2 separate regions of the Homo sapiens genome follow, and region 1 is linked to region 2. Evidence: chromatin loops called from intact Hi-C (ENCODE). Cell type or tissue: B cell. All regions are shown on one strand. Each heading gives the region's core, and the rest is flanking DNA. Links, peaks and the distances in the headings are about the cores only.

Evidence for each region. Hi-C counts contacts between places; a loop is a spot of excess contacts. Peaks named below come from ENCODE experiments on the same cell type or tissue, not always from the same donor. Only the 100,000 strongest peaks of a DNase experiment are listed, where the experiment ranks them.
Region 1: a loop joins it to region 2, with 1.9 times the contacts of the local background. A loop is called at or near these places in 2 of 110 quality-filtered maps.

The regions. Positions count from the first base shown.
Region 1 is chr11:47,371,401-47,376,764 of GRCh38, forward strand. SPI1 (Spi-1 proto-oncogene) reads right to left here. Exons shown (of 5, transcript NM_003120.3): 2 at 4,233-4,329. Among named protein-coding and RNA genes, the nearest start is that of SPI1, 4.5 kb to the right of the region's middle. RefSeq lists an enhancer at 2,766-3,267. In B cell, for the core only: CTCF peaks have their summits at 2,693 (motif pointing right) and 2,895; a DNase peak (open chromatin) is centred at 2,691; H3K4me3 peaks cover 747 bases; H3K27ac peaks cover 2,750 bases.
Region 2 is chr11:47,325,567-47,330,930 of GRCh38, forward strand. MADD (MAP kinase activating death domain) reads left to right here. Exons shown (of 37, transcript NM_001376571.1): 34 at 978-986; 35 at 1,172-1,241; 36 at 3,092-3,138; 37 at 3,480-4,465. The coding sequence ends at 3,584. Among named protein-coding and RNA genes, the nearest start is that of MYBPC3, 24 kb to the right of the region's middle. In B cell, for the core only: no CTCF peak of the experiment used is centred there; a DNase peak (open chromatin) is centred at 3,075; H3K27ac peaks cover 679 bases.

The DNA.
Region 1 (5,364 bases), core at 158-5,157, 46 kb after region 2:
TCATGCCTATAATCCCAGCACTTTGGGAAGCCAAGGTAGGAGGATCACCTGAGGTCAGGAGTTTGAGACCAGCCTGGCCAACATGGTGAAACCCCATCTCTACTAAAAAATACAACATTAGCTGGGCATGGTGGTGCACACCTGTAATCCCAGCTACTTAGGAGGCTGAGGTAGGAGAATCGCTTGAACCTGGGAGCCAGAGGTTGCAGTGAGCCAAGATCACACCACTGCACTCCAGCCTGGGCAACAAGAGTGAAACTCCGTCTTAAAAAAAAAAAAAAAGATTGTAAATGTATTTAAATTTTCAGCACACACACATACACAGAAGGTTATTCAGATCATGGTCATGTCATTTCCCTGCTCAGAACTCCCCAGTGGCTTCCCATGGTGTGTATGATAAAATCCAAATGCCTGCCATGGCCTTCGCCCTGCGTGAGCAGCTGACCCCTTTGGCTTCCCTTTCTGTCCCCTGCCCTGTGCTCACTGGCCTCTCTGGTCCTCTGTCAGGGTCCTTTCTGCTTTTGCATTTTCTGTTCCCTTTACCTTGAATACCTCTCCCCTACCTATGGTCACATGTGAATTACGAGTTCCTTCTCTTAGCTCAGCTGCCACCTCAAAGGCCTTCCCTGACCACTCAAATGAAAGCAGCCCCCCATGTAGACACTCCGCATTACATCTGCAGAAAATGGTCTCTTTGTCTGATTCTTTTTTTTTTTTTTTTGCTGGAGTCTCGCTTTGTCTGTCACCAGGTTGGAGTTCAGTGGCGCGATCTCAGCTCACTGCAACCTCCGCCTCCGGAGTTCAAGCGATTCTCCTGCCTCAGCCTCCCAAGTAGCTAGGAGTACAAGTGGGCACCACCACCTGTATTTCTAGTAGAGATGGGGTTTCACCATGTTGGCCAGGATAGCCTCTATCTCTTGACCTCGTGATCCACCCACCTCAGCCACCCAAAATGCTGAAATTACAGGCATGAGCCACCACGCCCCAGCCTATTTAATTCCTTATGTCCCCATCCCCTCGCTGGAGAGTGAGCTCTGTGAGAGCAGTGGCCTTGTCTGGTGCTCATCATGGACTCCCCAGAGCCTACAAGAGTGTCTGATACTCAGAAACTATTTAATGGATGGAATAGGGAGGAAAAGTGGATCAGATGGGAAGCGGCTGGCAGGATGGACGAGTAGGTGGGTGGATGGGAGGGTGAGTGCATGGATGTGGGGGTGGGTGGCAGATTGACTGTCCCCTGGGTCAGTGGAAAATAACCCAGTTGGTCTCTCACAGAGCCCTCTGTGCTTTTCCCACTCCCCAGCCGCTTTGTCCCTCCTGCCTTGAGGAATGCAGTGAAGCTAGCACGGGCCTCGTCCTCTGCACGTTACCTTACCTCAGAGATTATATGCCTTACCTCGCTGAATCATCACAGCCCTAGGAGGTAAGTATTTTCATGCTGTCAGTTTTATAAATGGGGAAATAGGGACTCAGAAAGGTTATGTTACTTGCCCCAAGTTTTCACAGCTGGTAAGTGATGGAGCCAGGGCTGGGCCAAAGCTTTTTCACTAAGCTTCAGTACCTAAAAATGTGGACAAAGAGGACGTGCAGGAATTGACAGAAGTGTGTGGGGGTCTCTATGGTTGAGTCTTCAGACGATACCTTCCAGCGGGTATAAAAAGGGACAGCCCGGCCGGGCGCAGTGGCTCACGCCTGTAATCCCAGCACTTTGGGAGGCTGAGGCAGGCGGATCACCAGGTCAGGAGTTCGAGACCAGCCTGGCCAACATAGTGAAACCCTGTCTCTACTAAAAATACAAAAAATTAGCTGAGCGTGGTGGCAGGCGCCTGTAATCCTAGCTACTTGGGAGGCTGAGGCAGGAGAATCGCTTGAATCCGGGAGGCGGAGGTTGCAGTGAGCCAAGATTGTGCCACTGCACACCAGCCCGGGCGACAGTACGAGACTCCGTATCAAAAAAAAGGGACAGACTGGGCGCGGTGGTTCACACCTGTAATCCCAGCACTTTGGGAGGCCGAGGCAAGTGGATCACTTGAGGTCAGGAGTTTGAGAGCAGCCTGGCCAACATGGTAAAACCTCATCTCTACTAAAAATACAAAAATTAGCCAGGCATGGTAGTGCACGATTGTAATCCTAGCTACTTGGGATGTTGAGGCAAGAGAATCGCTTGGACCCAGGAGGCGGAGGTTGCAGTGAGCCAAGATTGGGCCACTGCGCTCTAGCCTGGGCAACAGAGCAAGACTGTCCTAAAAAAAAAAAAAAAAGAAAAGGACAGCCCAAATGCCCTGATTGGCAGTGATTAAGAGTGGGACAGAGCCAAGGCCGAGGACACCTGGGAACACTGGTGGAGTCTCTGGAGGAACTAGGGGTTCATGACCAACATGGGGTGCCCAGGCATCCAATCAGGAGTCATTCCTAGAGTCCCACCTGAGATATAAGGAACCTGCTTGGACCCTGAGCCACGAAAACACATGCTTTCTCTAAAGTGCTCACTCCATCAGGCCCAGCCCCAGGCTCACTGGTTTCCAGCTATGTGGGCAGCGCCCTCATATTACAGGAAGGAAAACTGAGGCTGCAAAAGGCCCAAAGGAAACGCACCCAAGCCCAGTGAACTGAAGAGGGATTGGGCCAGGGAGAATGCGTCCTTGTTGGAGGAGGCCTGACAGCACTGTCTGTGGTGACCCGAGCCACCAGGGGGCGCCTGTCCCAGGGCCCAGCGGGACCTCCTGGAGTCCTGGAACCGCTTGGGAAGGTGGGTGCGTGGTCTCTGGGTCCCCCAGACCGGGCTCTTCACTCTGGTAGGGAGAGCTGGGGATGGAGTTGGGGGAGGGGGACTTTCTCTCTACATTGCCTGGGTTTCCCACCAAGAGGATGTGTTTTTTACATAATTACAAATAAGCTTGAAGGAATTAAAAAGGATATTTTAAAGGCTTTCTAGCCCTGAAAGATTCTAAAAGATGCCTGTGCGTTCCCAGCTGTGGCCTGGAGGCATATCCGCCTACCCCTGGGATATGGCTTCCAGTCTGAGTTCCGGATGAATCTGGGGCCCTAAATGTGGACCAGGCACATGTGGATCCCTAGCTGGGCCCATCAGGTTTAGACCGCCACAGGTGCATCTGCAGAATGGAGCTACAGGCATGACTGGCCGCAGGGGTGGCCTTCAGGAGTGACACCTTCCTAGGCTGTGGGCCTCTGCCCTCTGAGGTGCAGACACCCCAGTCGCTGGTCTGCCCGGGTCCCAGACGCCCTGAGGAATTCCCCAGTGACGACTCACCCACTGACTAGGCCACCTCGCTTTGGGTCAGGGATGTCTACATCAATAAGCCAAGATCCACTTTGGGCAACCTCCCGCAGCCCCCTGCTCAGGTCCCAGGCACCTAATGCCTCTCTCCCATCCCCTGAATTTGCTCCAGGACGGAGGCTGGGCTATGGGGCAGACAGTCAGACCCAGAAGGACTGGACAGACAGAAGGACACCCTGGCCCAGGCCTCTTCCTCCCACTTCAGCAAACTGGGGGCCTCGGCCTCTGCTGAACAAGAGGTTCTCATAGGTTTTCCTTCGGCCCAGCAGTTCCCAATTAGGGGTGATTTTGCCTCCCGGGGGGATCTGCCAATGGGTGGAGACATTTTTGGTTGTCATGATTGGCCATGGCCCTGGCATGTGGTAGGTAGAAGCAAGGATGCCACTAAGCTTCCTACGGTACCCGGGACAGCCCACCCAGGAATCATCCCACCCAAAATGTCAGCAGTGCCACAGTTAGGAAACCCTGCCAACCACACATGGCAGGAAGTGCGGATGTGCCGGCGGGGAGTTTGGGACAGAGAGTGACGAGAACAGAGAGGAGGAGGTGGGTAGTTAGGCAGGGGCAGAAAAAAAAGCACAGGACCTGGAGCGGACAGACCTGGGTTCCACCCAGCAGCCGTGTGACCTTGTGCAAGTCTCCTAGCACCCTAAGCCTGTTTCCTTGTTTATAAAGAAGACCACAAGGACAGAACCAGCAGATAACCATGGAAGAAATGAACCCCGCACCTTGACACACTGCAGAGGCTCCATAATGGAGGCTCAGGTGTGGGGGTGCAGCGATGATGCTGCAGTTCACTGCCTTTGAGAGCAAACTTGATCTGATTCTCAGAATTCCAAAGAAGTCCTGGGAATCATTTATTCTTTTTCTCTCTCCAGACCCCAGGAGCCCAGGCTGGGCTGGGGGATGGGGGCGTGGCAGGCCCCGTACTCACCGCTATGGCTCTCCCCATCACTGCTGAGATAGGGGTAATACTCGTGCGTTTGGCGTTGGTATAGATCCGTGTCATAGGGCACCAGGTCTTCTGATGGCTGCTGAGAGAGGAGGTGTCAGGGCCTGCACCATGGTGGGAGACCCCAGCCAGGCCTGCAGCACCCCCGCACGCTGGGTCCCCATCACCTTCCCTGGCTCAGTGGCTGCGTTGGACCTACAGCCCTCCCTCTGCCTGGAACTGGGACAGAGAGTGGGGCAGGGGACCCAGAAGGCCTGAAAAGGGGTGACAGGGACCTTGGGGGTGAGAGGTCAGAAGAGGACCAGGGTCCCCCTCTGCTGGGCTACTCCCCATAGCCACCTCACGCTCACACTCACACTCACGCCTGTGTGCCCCCATCCTCATCCCACACACCTCTCCTGGTCACACTGATGCACATGTCCACACGATCCCTGTGTCACCCTCACACTCATAATCCCACACGAGGACTCACTCTCACAGCCCCTACCCACCCCCATGCAGGCGCCTGCACACTATCCCTCACACACACATCTTCATACCCACTCAGAGGTCACCCACCTCACAGAGACATTGTACACTCAGCTCATGCACACACGCAGAGTCTCCTTGATTGACACTCACATGACACCACGTTCCAGCCATCAACACACACACTCACACCCCCAGAGCCACTCACATTCCACCTGCACACTCAACCGCACAGCACACACTTGCCTGCCCAGCCCCACTCTCACAGCCTATGCCTCTCACACAGCCTGGGCAAGAGTGGCACCACAATGACCCTCCACACTGACGGTTGGTGCAGGGGTCACCCAGGCAGACTTAGGGGCCGAGCGCATGGAGGGCCTTGATCCCCTCACTCTCCCTCCTGAGTCCTCCCTATCCTCCTCCTTCCCTCCTCACTGCATCCCCCTCCCCGTCTCCTTTGCTTCCTCCTCCCCCTCCTCACTCCCCTCTGTCCTCCTTTTCTTCCCCCTCTTCCCTGTCCTCCTTCTTTCCTCCCACCTTCCTCCCTCCTCCCTGTCCTCCTCCCCCTACTGGCACAGACACAGGGCCGTGCACACCCAGGAGCCTTCCCAACAGTCATCAGGCCTCCCCGCCCCCGCAGCGTGTG
Region 2 (5,364 bases), core at 160-5,159:
AATGGCTGCGCAGGCTGCCAGCAGCCCCTTAGTATATTTTCAATTTAGGACTTAGGGCAGTAGCCAACCCCAAAGACCTTAGGACCATCCCAGAGAGGGGTCTACCTAAGTGCTTTTCTGGACCACAAAGGTGTCAGTACTTCTTGGGGAGCAGACTTCTGACCACATTTTAGCGCCGTGGCCTCTGAAGATGAGATCTTGCTGAGCAACGCCCAGGTGCTCTGCCCTGTTCCTCGTCCTGCCCTTGGCATAGCCCCACTGGGCAGCCATCCAAGCCAGTCTGTGGTTGAAGGCTTGGCCCCTAGAAGATAGACTGCAGAGAAGGGGAGGAAAGCCCGGGTTCTCAATCTCACCTCACAGTTAGTAATGAGATAGCGACCTGCCCCCTATTCTGCCACACAGTGTTCAGTTGGAGTGGAGGAGGCAGCAGACCTCCTGGTGGAGCTGTGCAGTCTGGGGTAAATGGGAAAAGCACAGGCTTCGGTGTGAGGACATGCTTGGATTTGAAGCCCAGCTTCCACGTTCATGGGCAAAGAAACTTTCTGATCCATAGTTTCCTCATGTAGAAAATGGGGGTAATACTATTTACTGTGTCACGTAGTAGGTGCAGAGATTAGAAATCGTATTTGTAAAACCCCAAGTAGGTGCTCAGCAAGTGGTAGCTGATATTATTATCACCACATACCTCTTGGGAGATCCTGGATCCTGTTTCAAGGAGGATACCAACACCTCCCACCCTGAGGACAGTCTGAGGGGAGCTTTGCGCCCGTGCCAGCCCTCTGCGCCGGAGGAGGATGCATGGAAGGGTAGAGACCTAATGGGCTGAGTGGGGACCCCTGGGGCACTGTGTCTTACAAGCACTGCCCTGGGCAGAGGGTACGGGCGGGCAGCCCAGGCCAGCAGCAGGGCCTTCGGGTTGGGTTTGACCATTCAAACTAACGCCTTCATTTCTCTCCCATGCTTTCTCCTCCGGCCAGGAGCGGAAGGTACATGCCCTTTCTGCTATCTTCGCTTCTTAGCGCTTTTGAGTTGTGTGCGTGTGGATTCTTCTGTCCTCTCTTTGGGAAATAGACTTTCTTTGTGTGGGTGGGGCTGTAGCTGGGAGAGTGTGCTGTGTGGGGCAGGGGTGGAGCCTGTGGGCCTTACCCCGGCCTCCCTCCCTCTCTTGCAGGTTTTCATAGAGCTGAATCACATTAAAAAGTGCAATACAGTTCGAGGCGTCTTTGTCCTGGAGGAATTTGGTAATTACACTATTTTGCTCTTAGGTCTGGACTCACATGGCAGTAACTCAAACCTCGGAGCTCCAGAGGAGGGTCTAGGGGCAGGGAGAAGAAGAACCTCTGTAGAGAAGTCAGGAGGAGCAGGAGTGACAAGGAAGAAAAGGGACCCCTGAGATGAGAGCCGGGATGTGGAAGGGAAAGATAGATAATGGATCGCAGAAGAGCAAATGGGGCCTCAGGTGGGTTTCGAGTTTAGAGGTGGTCCTGAAGCAGCTCAGTGAAGTAGCACCACCTCCCCGTGCTGGGCCAGCCAGTGGTCAGAAAGTTTGGGACACAGCAGACTGGCGACCCCCAAGCTCCACTATGTCCATGTCACCTGCTGCAATCTCTCTAGCAGCCCAGTGCGCTAGCCAGCCTCCCTGGCGCCGCTCTGGTCTCCACCTGGCCTCTGTGCCAGACAAAGGGGCACCGGGCGTCGCAGGCAGACTCACTTGAGGGACAGAGGAGTCTAGCGGGACAGCTGTAGCCGGAAGCTGGGAGCCAGCGCTAGGGAGTGGTGTAGTGGGTTCTCACCCTGGGGCTTTGAGTTCCTGCTGTGTTTGTGCTTCATTCTTTTGTGCCCCTCATCGCTGCTATGAAAACCTTCGTTCTCCAGCAGGTAAAGTGACCTCGGCTCGTGCTGCCTCTCCCCAGGTCTCTGCCTTGGGCCCTGCCCTGGGTGGGTAGCTCCCATCGAACCAGCTCCTCACACTGCCAGCTCGTCTCTTCCTTTCTCCCCTACCCTCTTTCTTCCTACCTTGCCTCCCCCTTCTCACCGGCTCACTGGACTTTCCTCCCCGTGTGTTCCCTTCTCTCTTCTGTCAGAGAGATACTTGGGGGAATCTTCCAACTCGGGAGAATGGCCTGGGGCTTCTTGCTCTACCTTTGATGAGTTTATTCCCTGCTGACCCTGGGTTCCCCCAAATTCTACCTCCCAGGGTCAGAAGAAGGTACGGCCAATTCTCCTCCTGCCTTTTCTGGCCCCCAGGGAGATGCCAGGCCCCTCTGCTCCCAGTCTCAAGGGGCCATGATGGTGGCTGAGCCTGGGGGGCCTACTCCTTCCTCTGGCCAAGCAGAACCCCTGCATGGCTGGAGCGGGGGGACTCTCACTCTTGCCTTCTGGGCTGTGGACATGTGTGTATTTTGCCTGATGCTCCCTGTCACCTCCCTCCCTGGGTGCTGTACTCGCCTGTCTTCTGCTGGGTGTGTTGCTCCAGAGCCCTCAGACGCTCTCCCTCACACAGGCAGGTCTGGGCTTCTCCTGCCACTCAGGGAAGGACACTGCCACATCCTGTGGGTTTATATCATGTTACCTCTTCATCCAGCCTCAAGACCCTCTGTGTAGGGGGCTGGGAATAACGGGAACTGTGTTTAACATGACCCAATTTTCAGGCTGGTGACGAGTTCACGGGTGTCTCAGCAAAGTTGGACACAAGCTAGAGAGAGCTCTCTCCTCCCAGCCAAAACCTGGGAATTCCCCACTGCAGCTCCTCAGGGGCCCTGGACAGTAGCTGTGACCAGGCTGGTGAAAGGCCCGTCCCTCCCATCCAGGGCTTTCAAAGAAGTGGGTAGAATCACGGCCATCAAGTAAACGCCACTGCGGATGACAGAGGCCTAGCTGAGGAGGCTAGGGCCATGTCCTCCCAGCTGGCAGAGTCTGGACAGAGCCTCTGGTGGCCTCTGCCCTGTCATAGCCTAAGCTGCTGCAGCCACTGTGAGAGGCCACAGAGGGGAAGGGGACCCTGACGCCGGGCGCTGCCGCCTGGGGGAGCATGGCACGATTGCTCTTAGTGTTGAACTTTCTGTTTTGTCTCTTGCCCGTCCGGTTTTAGTTCCTGAAATTAAAGAAGTGGTGAGCCACAAGTACAAGACACCAATGGTGAGTGTGCCGCTCAACCCTGATGGGCCACGGTGCGCAGGGCTCCCTGGGGGACCTTCGGACAGGAGGAGGGGAGGGCCCTCTGAGCGCACAGGGGTGAGTGGGGACCTCGTTTTGTTGCCAAAGGTTCAACTCAGGCTGAAACAGGTCTTGAGCCCTGAGAGACAGACACACACACACGGATCCCCTCTCCCATGGGGACAGCTTCCTTGCTTGGAGCTCACGTTTAGCCCAGAGGCCCATGCCCAGTGTTAGGGCAGGAGTTGCCCATTGGCAGATCCTTCACATATGGAGATGGAGGAGTCTCAGTATCGTGATCCGCCTGGTTTTCTCTCCTCTAGGCCCACGAAATCTGCTACTCCGTATTATGTCTCTTCTCGTACGTGGCTGCAGTTCATAGCAGTGAGGAAGATCTCAGAACCCCGCCCCGGCCTGTCTCTAGCTGATGGAGAGGGGCTACGCAGCTGCCCCAGCCCAGGGCACGCCCCTGGCCCCTTGCTGTTCCCAAGTGCACGATGCTGCTGTGACTGAGGAGTGGATGATGCTCGTGTGTCCTCTGCAAGCCCCCTGCTGTGGCTTGGTTGGTTACCGGTTATGTGTCCCTCTGAGTGTGTCTTGAGCGTGTCCACCTTCTCCCTCTCCACTCCCAGAAGACCAAACTGCCTTCCCCTCAGGGCTCAAGAATGTGTACAGTCTGTGGGGCCGGTGTGAACCCACTATTTTGTGTCCTTGAGACATTTGTGTTGTGGTTCCTTGTCCTTGTCCCTGGCGTTATAACTGTCCACTGCAAGAGTCTGGCTCTCCCTTCTCTGTGACCCGGCATGACTGGGCGCCTGGAGCAGTTTCACTCTGTGAGGAGTGAGGGAACCCTGGGGCTCACCCTCTCAGAGGAAGGGCACAGAGAGGAAGGGAAGAATTGGGGGGCAGCCGGAGTGAGTGGCAGCCTCCCTGCTTCCTTCTGCATTCCCAAGCCGGCAGCTACTGCCCAGGGCCCGCAGTGTTGGCTGCTGCCTGCCACAGCCTCTGTGACTGCAGTGGAGCGGCGAATTCCCTGTGGCCTGCCATGCCTTCGGCATCAGAGGATGGAGTGGTCGAGGCTAGTGGAGTCCCAGGGACCGCTGGCTGCTCTGCCTGAGCATCAGGGAGGGGGCAGGAAAGACCAAGCTGGGTTTGCACATCTGTCTGCAGGCTGTCTCTCCAGGCACGGGGTGTCAGGAGGGAGAGACAGCCTGGGTATGGGCAAGAAATGACTGTAAATATTTCAGCCCCACATTATTTATAGAAAATGTACAGTTGTGTGAATGTGAAATAAATGTCCTCAACTCCCTTCAGGCTCCCTGGCTGCCTTGTGTTAAATGACACCTCCTCTTGGCTCAGGCCTGAGGAAAGCTATCCCTGGACTCTAAAAAGTCACCTCAGGCTGGAAGGAAGGAAGGAGATGAGGTCATCCATGTCCAAGCTTTGGCACACGGAGGCCCCAGCTCCCCTGTTCTGGGCTCCTAGAGCAAGGCTGCGGGAGGAGCTTTCCTTCCTGGGCACCTGAGGGCCCTGCAGAGAGCTGGGCTGCCATGAATGAACAGGCTGCTAGAGGGAGCAGCCAGACTGGGCGTCCTCACCTGAACTGAGATTAAGTGAAAGAAAGCCAAGGCCCTGGCCCTCTCCGTTCCCTTACAGGTGGGTATGGTCGAGAGAGGTGTGGTGATTCAGCCAGGGCCTCCCACAGGGCCCCGGACTCCTGGCCAGGAGTGTCTTCCACTGCATAGAACTCCCAGAAGCTCCCCTAGGAGCTGCCTTCATGGAATTCTGTCCTGGAAAAACCTGGCTGCACTCTCAGGGAATTTGAGACCTGCTGGCTTCCCGCGCCCAAAAGGAAACAGATGCTCGGATTTAGGCTCCCCATGGGGGAAGTGAGAGCAGAGTGGGGCCCTGGCCCTGACACCTTTCTGGTGCCCAGCGTCCTGGACTGGATTGGGTTGCTGTCTCCCACCGGGGATATGGGTCTGAACCCGCTGCTGGCTTATTGCTGGCTGGGACTCCAAAGCCACCTAGTGCAGCTCCACCCCAGCACAATCACAACACTGAGATTCTGCCTCACCCCACCTCCAGGCGGTTGTGACCACGGCCCCTGGCACAAGGATCACGCTGAGCACCTGGGACCAGTTAAATGCACTTTCCGCTGTCACAGCTCAGTTTCATCATCTGAAGAGTGAATGCTGTAGGGGAAGA